Linked DNA regions of Homo sapiens: region 1 is linked to region 2. A link is a contact called in ENCODE Hi-C data. All regions are on one chromosome and are shown on one strand. The core of a region is the stretch at or near the end of the contact, and the rest is flanking DNA. Distances in the headings are between cores, read along the strand shown. Region 1 overlaps CASC3 (CASC3 exon junction complex subunit). Region 2 holds the start of ZPBP2 (zona pellucida binding protein 2).

What was found. Hi-C counts contacts between places; a loop is a spot of excess contacts on that map. Pooled maps may share reads with other maps.
Region 1: a map of naive thymus-derived CD4-positive, alpha-beta T cell shows a loop between it and region 2 (2.9-fold over the local background). The contact joins the enhancer-like site here to the promoter of ZPBP2 in region 2. A Hi-C loop is called at or near these places in 1 of 168 maps with a recorded cell type or tissue (naive thymus-derived CD4-positive, alpha-beta T cell), 4 of 37 single-sample maps with no recorded cell type and 8 of 50 pooled maps.

Annotation. Positions count from the first base shown.
Region 1 is chr17:40,167,263-40,174,718 of GRCh38, reverse strand. It overlaps CASC3 (CASC3 exon junction complex subunit), which reads right to left. Exons shown (of 14, transcript NM_007359.5): 9 at 7,107-7,221; 10 at 6,771-6,869; 11 at 6,302-6,516; 12 at 5,273-5,395; 13 at 5,057-5,121; 14 at 2,548-4,272. The coding sequence ends at 5,098. Among named protein-coding and RNA genes, the nearest start is that of RAPGEFL1, 6.5 kb to the left of the region's middle. RefSeq lists an enhancer at 6,096-6,655. Within about 2 kb of position 6,183, at least 10 of the 41 ENCODE cell types and tissues checked have a DNase peak (open chromatin) inside an H3K27ac peak, as active enhancers do.
Region 2 is chr17:39,862,014-39,869,451 of GRCh38, reverse strand. It overlaps ZPBP2 (zona pellucida binding protein 2), which reads right to left and starts at 1,250. Exons shown (of 8, transcript NM_199321.3): 1 at 1,046-1,250; 2 at 838-903. The coding sequence starts at 1,097. It overlaps IKZF3 (IKAROS family zinc finger 3), which reads left to right and starts at 5,140. Exons shown (of 8, transcript NM_012481.5): 1 at 5,140-5,332. The coding sequence starts at 5,326. RefSeq lists enhancers at 1,891-1,970, 2,211-2,430, 4,382-4,441, 4,502-4,571, 5,299-5,388 and 1 more and a silencer at 1,981-2,196.

The DNA.
Region 1 (7,456 bases), core at 4,934-7,433, 300 kb before region 2:
GAGCTGGTTACCAGGGCAACAGAGAGAGCAATAGGGTCTAACTGAAGGACTAGGGAAGCAAGAGGCAAGGGTAAAGGGGAAGCATCCAACACTCAAACCTCCTGCCAGTAACCCACCCCCAAGGCTGGATGGCATTTTTTCATAACCCCAGGAGATCAGGCCTACAGTCACCCATCACATTGTGGGGAAGAGAAGCAAACTGACATGATTTAAAGAGGAATTAGGGGCCCAGCGTGGTGGCTCACGCCTGTAATCCCAGAACTTTGGGAGGCCAAGCTGAGCCAATCACCTGAGGCCAGGAATTTGAGACCAGCCTGGCCAACATGGTGAAACCCCATCTCTACTAAAAATACAGAAAAAAAGTAGTGGGGCATGGTGGCGGGCGCCTGTAAACCCCAGCTACTTGGGAGGCTGAGGCAGGAGAATCGCTTAAACCCGGGAGGTGGAGGTTGTGGTGAGCCGAGATCGTGCCACTGCACTCCAGCCTGGGCGACAGAGTGAGACTCAGTCTAAAAAAAAAAAAGGAATTAGGGACGGGGCTCAGAAAAGTCACAGTCCTCTGGCTGTGGCACCAGCACCAAGATATGGGGGAAGTCCCATCTGTCTTTATAAGATGTACAATAGTTGGGCACAGCAGCTCAAGCCTGTAATCCCAGCACTTTGGGAAGCCCAGACAGCGGGATCACTTGAGCCCAGGAATTCAATGACCCTATCTCTACAAAAATAAATTAGCTAGGTGTGGTGGTGCATGCTTGTGGTTTCAGCTACTTGAGAGGCTGAGGTGGGTGGATTGATTGAGCCCAGGTGGTCAAAGCTGCAGTGAGCCACGATTGTGCCATTGCACTCCAGCCTGGGCAATAGAGCAAGACCAAAAAAAAAAAAAAAAAAAAAAAAAAGATGTACTATGATATCTATGCCTCCCGTGTATGGATTTGTGAAACCCAACAAATGCTGCCAGCTCCATATGAAAGTTGCTCTCCCATACCAGAGATAGCTTCTGTAGTAAACTTCCATCCCACCCAGGACCTAGAGGAAAAAGTCACTTCAAAGGTAGGAACTGCCCTCTAAGCATCAAAGGCCAAGTGGACTAGGTAAACTGAATTATGACCCACAGTTGATTTGTTTTTTGAAATCATGTGTCCAGGCAGGTTATGTTATCTGTCCATTTCACTTTGGGATATTAGTGTTGCAAAATATTTGTTATAAGAAAGGAACATTGGGGCTGGGTGTAGTGGCTTGCACATGTAATCCCAGCACTCTAGGAGGCTAAGACAGGAGGATCATTTGAACCAAGGCGTTCCAGACTAGCCTGGGTAACACACTGAGACCTCGTCTCTACTAAAAACAAACCACAAAAATTAGCTGGGCATGGTGGTGTGGGCCTGTAGTCACAGCTATTTGGGAAGCTGTGGCAAGATTGCTTGAACCTTGGAGTTCCAAGTTACAGCAACCTATGATTGTGCTACTGCATTCCAGCCTGGGTGACGGGCAAGACCGTCTCAGAAAAAAAAAAAAAAGTGACTTTGGATCTGGTAGGGTGGAGAGCCACTGGCAAGGACATTAAGAACACAGACTCAGACTTGGCCTTGGGAGGCCAAGGCAGGTGGGTCACCTAAGGTCAGGAGTTCAAGACCAGCCTGGCCAACATGGTGAAACCCCATTGCTACTAAAAATACAAAATTTGTTGTACAAAAAATACAAAAATTTCTACTAAAAATACACACACACACACACACACACACACACACAAATTCCCTTCCCCTTACCTGAGCTGATAGTCTCTCTAAGACTGTGTGGTCCTGAATACTTTAGTGTCAGCATCTTTACTTTTCCTTTTTTTTTTTTTTTTTTTTGAGACGGAGTCTCACTCTGTCGCCCAGGCTGGAATGCAGTGGCGCAATCTCGGCTCACTGCAAGCTCCACCTCCCGGGTTCCCATCATTCTCCTGCCTCAGCCTCCCAAGTAGCTGGGACTACAGGCACCCGCCACCACTCCCAGCTATTTTTGTATTTTTAGTAGAGGCAGTGTTTCACCCTGTTTAGCCAGGATGGTCTCGATCTCCCTGATCGAGATCTGCCCACCTCGGCCTCCCTAAGTGCTGGGATTACAGGCGTGAGCCACGGTGGCCAGCAGCATCTTCACTTTTCAAGAAAGCTAGCTACCTGTACTTCCCCCCAACCCAGGACTTGGTATAGTTATATTGACATCTGATGGCATATTACCTTGGGAAACTTACTTGCCAAACACAAAGGAAGCCATAAAGGATACTAGATGCTCATGTGAATAACCAGCATCTCACTACTTTTCTGTCCCTGACACTTCCAATCTAAGGGATGGCATGACATCCTGGTGATCTATGTGGTTAAAAAAGATAACTGATGGGGAGTGCAGACACATTTATGGCCTCATAGGGGCTCCTCATCTCTCTGGGCTTCTGTTTCACAACTTGGGCTGACCTGAGTTGTGACCGTGACCCTGTGGGGGAATTAGGGAGTCCTCTTCCCTCCCTCCCAAATCAAGACTCATGCAAAACACTGGCAAGGGAGCCAAGTTTATAGTCTAAATTTTATTATCTCCAAGTCACAATGCTGATCACAAATGGGCACCCTTTAAAACAGTAACAAAAAACACCACCACACATGGAAAAATCCTTGCAACTAAACACAGTGGACCAACAGAGACAACTCTCACAGTGTCTTAAGGTCTGGGAATCTGGGCATGCTGCCCACAGGCTTGAGGAGACATCTTCAGGTTTAAGGCAAAGGGAACAGCCTACAAAAGGCACAACCACCAGCTACCCCTAGAAGAATCTCTTAGTTATTTCCTCCTTGGGGGTTACAGATTAAGTGCCTCTCCCCACTCTCCATCCCACACCTGTGACTCAGAGTGATTAGGCCAGCTGCTAGATGGAAGGAATAAAAACAGTGACATTACCGGGGAGAGACACAGCCACCATCTTTGCCCTCAGGTTCTGTAGAAGGACAGGGACAGTGGCCAGGTTACCCCTGGCAGACGTATGTACTGCAGTAATAGGAATCTCTTCCACAGAGGCAGCAGAGAAGTGGTTTAGTGCCATGGATAGGGAGGAAAGATAGGAGCCCTTGCCCAGAAGGTGACTGGCTTCCTTAGGCCTTAAGCCCAGGAGTTTTTATATTCTGTCTGCAAGGACAAAAATAGAATTCGGGGAAAATAAGGTAGTAACATCTAAAACACTTGTAGCAGGAAAGACGTGGAGAAGAGCAATTGCAAAGGACAGGGTAGACTGCTTGCTGGATAATATTTGCCTTTAAAGAGATGCATTGGTCCACAGCAACTGGAAAAGGGGTGTAGCAAGAAGAATGGAAAGAAGAGAAGCAAGGCCCTCTAATTCCACTTACCTCAAAAGACTGAGCCCTGAGGACTATGTGAATACACACCCCTAAAGGCAAAGGCTCTCACTCCACCATCCCTTTCTCACAAAAGCATCTGGTGTGCCATCTCTCCCCACAGTAGGGTATTGGCCCTCAGCAGAGAACAGAAGCCCATCATAGTACAGGTATTGATGGATGCTCAGACTCCTAAAAACCTAAGTCAAAGAGAAGGGCTCCTACCCACCTACTCTGAGCTTTTCTGCACAATGGGACCCTCTGTGCAGACAGCCATGCTTCCACAGGGTTAGAGTTAAGGGAATACAAGTATACAAGAGGATAACAAATGCCAACTAAAAGTGAAAGGCCAGGTCTTTTTAGACTTGGTGGGGAAGGCTGGCTGATACATTCTCCATTATCTGGGATGCACGGAAGAGTCAAAAGGGAATCCAGAGGGGCTAGAAAACCAGAAGACTAGACTTGTTTCATTTAAAGGCAGGGAGAGAGAGCAAGAAACAGAAACAAAGAGAAAAAATTAAAATAATATTAAGGATAAGAAGCCAGGCTTTAAAAATGAACATCTTAGAAAACAAAACAAACAGGAAGGAGCTTCCTTGGGAACAGAAGACACTTCAATTTCCCAGAAGTGAAGAACAGCAGAAGACATGGGCTTCTGTATCTAGACTCAGAAGCTTGGGGCTGTCTGGCTCTCTCTGCTCCCCCGAACACAGCCAACTCAAGTGAAGAGTGAAGATGGGACGAGGTCCACTTGTTTCTCCCTCTCTCTAGAGCCTGTCCTCAGAGGAAGGCAGGGGTCCTCCTCTTTCAGCTGTTTGCTGGTAGGAGCCACACCCTATATCTTTGAAGCCCTTCTGGTAGTAGATAGCCAGCTGTATTTCTCTTCTGAGTTCTCACCTCTGCTGCTCTGACAGGGGTTGGAAAAAGGGAAGAACCACCAAAGTGTTAGTGGGCCTTCTGGGCATTCACAAGCTGTTTTCAAAAAGCCACACTTCTAAATAATGTGTTTTAAGTAATGTCCTTAAACAAAAGCAACAAAACCCCCAGTCCTTCTCCTCTATGATCTTTAGAACTGGTTTTTTCTGCTATAACATCTCAAATTTAGATTTCCCTTTTCCTTGACTGCCTTCCTGTATTTTTTCCTTGTAGCTTCCCAATTGAAAACTGTCATGTTAACAATCGTTTCTACTTCAACCCTGCCCAATACACTTGCCAAACAAACAAACTGGCAAATTTCAGGACTCCTTTAAGCCTCCTGAGATATCCCATGATTATTATAACTTAAAGCATTAATCAGAGGCTGGGTGGGGTGGCTCACACCTGTAATCCCAACACTTTGGGAGGCCAAGGCAGGTGGATCACCTGAGGTCAGGAGTTCAAGACCAGCCTGGCCAATATGGTGAAACCCCATTCCCACTAAAAATACAAAAATTAGCCAGGTGTGGTGGTGCGTGCCTGTAATCCTAGCTACTTAGGAGGCTGAGGCAAGAGAATCGCTTGAACTCAGGAGATGGAGGTTGCAGTGAGCCGAGATTGCACCACTGCACTCCAGCCTGGATAACAGACTGAGACGCCGTCTCAAAAAAAAAAAAAAAAAAAAAAAAAAAAAAAGCATTAATTAAGTGATTTTTGTTTATTAAGCAAGTGTGAGCATTAGTTTTAACAATATTCACAGTAAGTTGTGCACTTACTTTTATATGATGTTAAGATTTAAAATATTCAGAAACTTGTATTAACTGGAACCCCTGCTTACAACCTGAAATAACAAAGTTGGAATTTGTTATCAGGTCATAACAAAAAGACTGTTTTCCAGAGAAACACACCCAGAAAATGAGGGAAATCCTCTGGGGAGAAGGAAAGCCCACTGACGGAGCATGTGCATTAAGTATAGGAAGGAACTCTCATACCTCAGGTGGAGGGGGCTTGATGGTGACTGGCTGGGGAGTCCTCCGGGGTGGGGAGGGCTTTGGCTGCACCTGCTGCTGGGCGGGGTTATAGTAGGTCACTCCTCCATATACCTGTGATGGGGCCTGGGACCCCACAAGCCAGGAGAAGAAAAAGTTAGGAATGAATTCATCCAACCTATGATGAACAGGAAATATTATTCAGCCATAAGAGAATTGGGGAATTTATAATTTTAAAAATATCTAATCTGCCCACCCTTCAAAATAAAGTGACTATTCATTTTTGCCTTAATTCTTCATTATTATGCTCTGGTTTTTATTTCTTCAAAGTACTGCCCAGCTTTCTCTAATTCCTACCATCAGCTGACAAATGGAAAAGGCTGAGTTCAGTAGCGACACTACAGATACTTGATTATGTCAACGTGGTGGAAGTTAAGCAGGACAGAGGTAGGGGTGATAAGGAGTAGAATACAGCTTCTTTATGCAATAGAGTAAAAACCAGGTATTGCCACCTATGATGTACCACAACACAGGAAAGAAACACCATTAAAGAAACTGAACGCTGGGTGCGGTGGCTTATGCCTGTAATCCCAGCACTTTCGGAGGCCGAGGCAGGTGGATCGGTTGAGGTCAGGAGTTTGAGACCAGCTTGGCCAACATGGTGAAACGCCATCTCTACTAGAAATACAAAAACTAGCCGGGCATGGTGGCAGGCACTGTAATCCCAGCTACTCGGGAGGCTGAGGCAGAAGAATCGCTTGAACCCAAGAGGTGGAGGTTACAGTGAACCGAGATCACGCCACTGCACTCCAAGCCTGGGCAACGGAGAAAAAAACTGAAAAGAATAAAGATGATGGGCATTACATAAGCTGCATTTCCAGCTCCTGACCACTAAGAGGCGTCTTGGTGTCACATACAAATCAGTGGCACTGAAAATGTTCTCTCAAATTCCTTTAGCATTCTCCCCATACCACATTCCTGTCTGAATTAAAGAATGTGTATCTAGAAAAACATGATCATTAGCCATCTCACCTGTGTATTAGGATACAGATGAGGCGGTGGTGGGGGAGGCAGTGCCCCTGGAGCATAAGGGTAACTGGGATTACCAAAGTTCATGACGCCTGGAGCAGAAAAGTAAGTAGGAGCAAGCAACTGCTGAGGTGGTGGCTGTCCTGGAGACATGGACACTGGTGGGGGATAGAGGCCTGGATTGGGCAGAGGAGCTGGTGTCTGGTGGGGATGTAAACCTGGATAAGGAGAAGAAAAAAACTGAAAAATAAAGTAACATCATTTTCACAGGATGGCCCGGCTGGACTGCTCAGTATAATCAGGCTCAGAATGGAAGTCCTCAGGATGGACACAAGAGGAACTTGTTGCCCAAGCAGCCAGGATGGCCAGACTCCCAGGCTAGCAGCACAAAGCTCAGGAGGATGGGTTTTGTGGCACTCCCAACATATATCCTCAGGTACTGGAAGCATATAAGCAGAGACACAAAGCTTACCTGGGTGGGGAAGGTTCATTCCTGGCTGCACAAGCATGCCCTGTGGAGGCAGCGGGGCAGGGCTGTCACCATGGGTATAGATTGGTCCCTGGAACTGCACTGTAAGATATCACATTGGGACTCTCATAAACCCTTACTCTTCACATGGACAAGTCTCCTTGTTCCCCAAGCCCTTTAAAAGATGTTCTCAATATTCCATGCGAAGAAAACAGCAACCAGACAATGTTTGATAACCACTATAAGAGGTCAGAAGAGAAATTCAGGAGCCAGGAGCCTGGTATCTTACTTCACTTCACCCTGCCAAGAAAAGTACCCCAACAGTAAGAAAAAACTCACGTGGATCATAGTAATGTCCCTCCATGATACTGATATGCACTGGAGGGGCGGGGGGCTCTGGCACAGGTCTTTGCCGCTGGGATGAATAGCGTTTGGCTCGACCACCCTGGACACCCTGAGACAAAGAAAGAGGCCTAAACAATAAGAATTCTAGAGGGCTCTCATATCAAGTCCTACCTTCCTTTAGGTGTTGAAAAACACTTGGTACATGGCAGGTATTTAATGGATATTTGCAAAGTGAGCTGAAAAATAATGAAAAGATATCAAGATTTGAACCTAAACCTTCTACCTTACATTTAGGAGATCCAAATTAAAAGAAACATGCATAATCAATGGAAAAACTGACTTTA
Region 2 (7,438 bases), core at 1-2,500:
GCCTGGGTGACAGAGTGAGACTGTCAAAAAAAAAAAAAAAAAAAAAGAAGGAAGGAAGGAAAGAAAGAAAGAAAGATAGATGATCATGATCACCCTAAGGGAAACCTGATGTTTAACTGTAAATTTTCTCCATTGGGAACAATAATTAAGCCTATCTGGGCATATTAGGAAGATGTGTGATTACTTCTTGTTTCTGGTTTGGTGGACAGAACGATGGTATGCTTGGAATCACTGCAACCCAGAAAGATATTAATTTTAAAGCCTACTGAATGCCAGGCTCATAAAGACAACGTCCTACAATTTGGTTGGGGGTCGGGGAGAGAACTCAAACACAGAAGGAGTCTAAACATGACAAATTCTATCAACTGGCTCAATTTATCTAAAATTAGCTGTGTAACTAATTTTCCTTGGGAAAGTTTCACTGCAGAGATAAAGGACATTTGAGCTGAGCCCTGAAGGATGCGTGGGAGTTTTTCCAGTTAATAAGGGGAGGATTAAAGATATTCCAAACAGAAGGCCTTGGAAATCACTCCTTTGCGTGGGTTTCCCGCGTTGCAAAGCAGCAGAGACACCTGGAAGTGAGATGGCATCTGAGAGAGAGATCTGGAATAAATCCCAGCCCTTTGTGAGCTGTAAGGCTTTAAAGCAAGGCGACACAATAGGGATCGCTGTAAGGATGAAAAAATGCGACCGTCGTGAACTGCCAAGCAGATGCTTAGTATAATAGATGCTCAATAAACGCTGGCTCGTTCCCCTTCTCTCCAGGAAGCTCTTCCGGGAAGAGCTTCGCAGTTCCGGCCCCTCCAATGGGCCCGCGTGTGCAGAGGCCCTTATTACCTGGCTGTCCTGTCTTGCCATAAATGAAGCCCTTCTTATTGAATAAGGTAAAACGCGGGCATTGGACTGCGGAGGAAATAAAACACTGACTTTTAGTTAGAAGAGGAGCAGGGTTCAGAGTCGGGCAGGGCAGGGCGAGGCGAAGGAGGCAGGACCGGGAAGCTCGGGCAGAGGGAGAGGCCTGGGGACCGGGTGGAGGGAGCCCCACCTCCTGTGAGGCACCAGAGCACCGCGGAGAGTAGGACGCACGTTCGCATCATCGCTCAGGGGCTGGCGTCGCAGGAGGCGTCGAGGGACAGACTCCCTCCTACCTCAGCCCTGGCCCAACACCTCCCCACCTCCTCCACAGTGCGGAGCAGAACGCCGGGGTCGCCTCCCCTACCCGTCCGTCGCAACGGCGGGAGCGGACGCGCAGGAGAACGCGTGCGTGCTTCGATTCTCGCGCGCGGGGGCGGGGCGACGGCGCTGCAGGCGATCGCCAGATCCTCTGGCGCCCACGCGGCAGCAGGCATGCGAACTTTTCGCGCCTCGCGTCCGGCGCCATTTTCCCGCGCTCCTGGCCCCTTGCTCTCTGAGCGGAGCGGAAGGCAGGAAGAGAATAAAGGAAAAGAAGCCACGGTGTCGCGTTCCGGGGATTCCCCAGTCTAGGGGCCGAAGGGATCAAGGAGAGAACACCGCGAGGTCCCAAGGACCGTGGTGGGGTAGGGCGGCTAGGGGATGCGATGAGGAATCCCCTAGGAAGGGGACCTGAGGAAGGCAGAGACTTGTGACAATTTCCTCCTCACGTGAAGCAGAAAGGCCCGCGTGGGGATTTCCTACGCCTCTCTTCTCATGAACGCTGAAACTGGGTGTCGAATCTCTTTCAAACTGACACGCGATTTTTACCTAATTGCATTCTTTACCAGCAAGACCAAGACCCAGAAGAGCCACTACTGAGCCAAGAAGGCGCTTCCGGGCCTTCCCACTCTAGAGGAACGTTGAATCTTCATTTTCACTTCAAGTATGAGGCGATGTGAGAGACCTCCCCCAGTGCAAACGTATCTAGGTTGATGAAGTGACCTTGCTTTAAAAATGGGCCCAATTGTAAGGCCCATTGGCCTTTTCTGTAGGGATGGAGCCCGATTGGCCTTTTCTGTAGGGATGGATGACTAGTCAAGATCGGGGAGCTCCAAAGGGGATCATGCCCGCGTCTTTGATGGTTCCTTCTTGGCTACTAGTTTGGTGGCCCGAAAGGCCCTGTGTGTTGTCTGTTTCTTAGCAGCGGGACACCACTCTCAGTAGTGGTTTTGAGTAGGCTGGTTAGTAGAGAGAGCCCAAGGTTCAGACAGGGTGCAGAATGGTTATTTTGGGTGAGATCAAGAGTTTTCGGTTTTATTTCCTTTGAGCCGAGTCAGTACTTGGACTCTCTCATATGGTCCAGGAGCAAACTTTGTCAGTAATTTCATTTTTAGTCACTGTTAATTTTACCTATATAGCATAAGCCATGAAATGTGACTCAGTGAGTCAGATCCACCCATTTTCAGTTACCATGTCTGGATACATGGTCTGGTCTCAACTGTTCTCTTCTTAAGGTGATGATAATGAAGACAGATTTAGGCATTATCTTTGATTCCCTACAAGTTCTTCATTCCAGTTTTAGTCAAAGTACATTATATATCCACAGTGTGTTTTATTGACTTTTTGGTTACTGTAAGTAATTGATAGTTGTAAATCCTGTGTGATAAACTAAATCCTATGAGAGGAGACTTAACCAAATGAGTAATAGTTGTCAAAAGTACCCATCCACTCTTTTTATATAAACTTTTTATTTTAGAAGAGTTTTAGATTTGCAGAAAATTTGCAAAAACAGTACAGAGAGTTTTTACATACTCCCTCCCGATTTTCCCTATTATTGACATCTTACATTGGTATGGTACATTTCTTACAATTAATGAACGGATATTGATATATTACTATTAACTGAAGTCCAAACTTTATTCAGATTTCCTTAGTTTTTTACTCAATGTCCTCCCTACCTCGTTTGTTTTTTTGCTCCAGGATCTCATGCGGGATCCCACATTACCTATAGTCATCGTATCTCCTTAGATTCCCCTTGGCTGTGTCAGACTTTTCTTGTGTTTGAAGGTCTTGACCTGGCTTTAATTGGTGAGGTATTTTGTAGAATGCCTCTCTACTGGAATTTGGTGTCTTTCTCCATATTAGACTAGAATTATGGATTCTTAGGAGGAAGATTACAGAGATAAAATGACATTCTCATCACATCATATCAAGGGGACATACTATCAACATGCCTTATCACTTGATGTTAACCTTGGTCTGCTGGCTGAGGTACTGTTTGTCAGGTTTCTCCACTGTCAACTTATTCCCCTGCTTTCATACTATACTCTTCGGAAGGAAGTCACTTTGTGCACCCACACTTAAAGAGTGGGGATTTATGCTGCATCTCCTTGAAGGTGGAGTAGCTACATAAGTTATTTTACCAATTCACTTTTAATCCCCTTAGGTATCACTCTCGGGAGTCCGAAATACTCAGTATTGAACTATTTACAGAGTACTAACACGTTCCACTGTCAAATATACAGAAGAACATTGTAATGGAAAATCATAAAGTTTCCTTACAACTTTTTTTTTTTTTTTTTGAGACGAAGTCTCACTCTGTTGCCCAGGCTGGAGTTCAGTGGCAAGATCTCGGCTCACTGCAACCTCTGCCTGCTGGGTTCAAGCGATTCTCCTGCCTCAGCCTCCTGAGTAGCTAGGATTAGAGGCATGCGCCACCACGCCCAGCTAATTTTTGTATTTTTAGTAGAGACAGTATTTTGCCATGTTGGCCAGGCTGGTCTCGAACTCCTGACCTCGTGATCCACCTGCCTTGGCCTCCCAAAGTGCTGGGATTACAGGCGTGAGCCACTGCGCCTGGCCTACAACTTTTTCATAACCAAATAACTTTTCATCCTCATACCATCCCTGTGAAATTTTACAGTTCCTCTTCTGCTACTTTTGATGTGCTATTTTTGCTTTTAGAAACTAACAAACAACAAATTTCCCCTTTCAGTACTAAAATTAGACCTAGTGTTTAGAGTATTTCTCCAAAATTGACATCCTGCAGAACTCCCAACTCATACAGTTATAGAGATGCTACTGTGGTGCTTAAAGCCAGTGTAGTTTTTCACCCACTTGAATATATATACACACATCACATAGACTGCCTATACCAACGACATACTATTGTTTAAAGCTACAATTCATAAAATTACAGCATGTATACTTTAACTTGTAAGTGTGGGTTTCTTCTGATATGGACAGCTGATGCACAAACCCTCAGCCTTAAGTCTCAAATATATTTGTATGCACTAATATAATTTTCTAATAGCGGTGACAGTGGCCTTTTGAGACTCATTCGTATATTGTCCCACACGCTGGATATCTTTAGAAGGGCTCACCTGAACAATGTCCCTTAGACCTCAATGTGAAGAAAAGTTCTGCTTTGAAAAACAGTTTTGTGGTCACTTCCCCTTTCCTCTCTCTGCAGTCAAATGTGTGCTTTACCTCTGGACAGTAGGGAGGGTGTTGGGAGAAGATGTTGACTGATACATATCTGTATACTAACATCTTTAAGTTAATTTTACAATCTTACTGCCCCCACCTTCCACCCTTAGCTCTACTTTCTTTGCTTAATTTTCTGGTACATCATATATGTATTTTTGTAAGGTGTGTATTTAGAAGAAGGCAGGCTGGGAGAAAATAAACACACTCTATAAAACACTCCCTCTATTTATATAGAGTGGGTAGTATTGCGTGAGTGGTGGCAAATAAATCAAGCAGTTCCCAGAGGGAAAACAAAAGTGAGATAAATGCTTCCAAAAATTAAAAAGTTGAATTGATAGAAGTGCCAAAATCCTTTCCAACTGTCTGAAAACTTGGACCAAAAACTTTTACCATGTGAAATGAAAAAGTGAGGAAGGAAAAAAAAATACTTTGAAAGAAGGGGGTTCTCATTGATACTTTCCACGGCTGTTATCACTGAATCTAGACAAAAAGTTCCAGATCTTCCTCAATTTAAGATAAACGTCTTTGAACTTCAGCTTGCCAAGAAAGCAAGGCTGACCCCCGACCCTCCGTGTGATGTCACTTTTCTCATCCATTATCCTTCTAAAATAGACATTTTGAGACAATTTAGTGATGCGACATTTCCATCCTGTCGGGGTTCCTTGGGTTTGACATTCGAAAGGGGGCTGGAGGCGCGGAACCCGCGGCACTCCGCGGCCAGCGTCCTTTAAAGCCGCCGCCAGCCAGCGCCGCTGTAACCCCGCGCACCGGCAGGTCGCCGGCTCCTGCCCTTTTCAGTCTGCGCCGACGCGGCTGCCGGATCCCGGGGACTCCCCGCGCCGGGAATCTCCCGCCAGCTGCGCGCTGAGTCCAGGCGACGGCAGGAGCACGTGGAGAGGCCGAGTAGCCACAGCGGCAGCTCCAGCCCGGCCCGGCAGCGACATGGAAGGTGAGCCTCCAGCCCGCTTCTTTTCTCCGGGGTCTTTGAGAAACTTAACCTGTGCAAGCAGTAGAAAGAGTTTCTTCTGAATCTCAGTTTTGCTTCTATTTACTTCTTTTGTCAAAAGTAAATATGAGGTATTTCAGAGGACAAAGCGCGTCGGTTCTCTTAACGTCTCTCACTTGTCCTTCCCCCGCCCTTTGGAAAGTGATAACTTCTTCGCAATTTTATTTCTAAAGAGTTGTCAGACATGGGGGGTCTACCCTACATCTGCAGAGGAAGAGCACTTAAGGGGTGTCCCTGAAATGGCTGCAAATCTGGGGTGGAATAATCAACCCTTTTGGATATTTTTTCCTTCATGGCCTCAGTGTTTATTGGAATTAGACTAATCTGAGTAACTTGTTTTCTTCCAAGGGTAAATGGTGTCATATGGGAAAGGTACATTTTAAAGCGGTTGGCATTTGCAGTTCCCTTGGAACTCGATCTTCTAATGAGTCTTCTTTACCCAGCGCAAAAAATCAGGTTCACATTAGGAGTTTCATATGAATTAATTTTGAAAGTCGTAACACTATCCTTGCTTCTCAAACATTTTTCATTCTGTACTTCCTTGGGATACCTAAAATTTCACACTGCTACTGTAAACTCTTCAATGGTCTTTTCAACAAGTGTTTCTAAAACCTTGAAAATGGCAAATGCATCTCAACTCGGGGGGGGATGGTGGGATTAAGAAATTCAGAATTTCATTCTATTAAAAATGAGATATTGACACCTAACTAAAATGTTACTTTGATAAATATGAAGATCGTGGGTATTTTCTTCATAATAATGGAAGAATCTCTAATTAACAATGAACTGATCTTTGGCAGCTTTATTTCTAGAGTATATAAAGTTGTTAAAATATCAAAAACTTTATGCTTTTAATTTTTTTAATTAGGGCTTGAAAACTTTAAAAATTTTGCATTTTTAACATTTAAATAATGGTTTATTGAAGTGTAATTTTTAACAAAGGTTTTATTGGCCAATAACAAGGAAAAAAAGTTGGGCTGTTGTATACTATGGGAAAAATAATTTTTGAAAAGCTCATATGCTTTAATTATTACAAATGATTAATTTGTTTTTATGAAATTATAAATCAGTACTCCAACACTATTTTTCCTAGCCGTAACCATACCACGTATCAAGGATAATGTACAGAATCATGTAAATCCATAGAAACTGGAGTATTTCTCTATAAATGTTAATACTTCCAAATTCATTTATTTAATGTGCAATAAAGAAACTAAATAGCATATCTTAGGTTATTGGTGTACTAACACAGATGTTTAATAAGCCTGAAGACTCCCTTAAGAAGAAAAGAATGAAAACTTGTGTAGAATTTAATTTAGAGTGTGTAGACTATAAATGGAAAGAGAATGTAGATCAATAACTTTTTAAAGTTGTGTTTACATGATTAGATTAAATCTATAGGTCCATGGAGATAGATAGTATAGATTATGCTTAATGAAAAAACTTTAACATTTAAATTTTAAAAAGAGGTTAATTATATGAATTTGGCTATTTTAATGTCAGGTCCTTGCGTATAGAGTATTTGATGTGGTAAAATATCTGGTTCATTATAGCTACCCAAAATAGACTAATCTGGCCCATGTTTTTGATATTTAAAAAATTTTTATATCATCTTGTGGTTTTGATCTCAGTCTAGATTAGAGATTTGGTCTATAGTGTATACCTCTCTTGGCAATGTAAGAAAGTAGAATACTTCATGGAATACCTTTATTTTCTGCCCAATTTGGGGGTCACATTGATTCATAACAGTTTATTGTACAATGCAATACTGTATATCATTCCTTCAGCATATAAAGTCATTTAACAAATTCATTTATCTTTTAATTAATTTATTGAGACTTTCTATGTATGAAGATGTCAGATGAATAAGCTTTTGAAATAGAAATCTTGTAGAAATGAAGATTTAATGAATATACTAAAATCAGAAGCTATAACTTTTTAATTTTCTCACAATCTGTGACCTTAAATATTTTCTACCCAAAGACTGTTTATGAATCACTAAATTTTATTATTTGTACTATAACATCTCTTCTGTCTGTTATGGTCGGG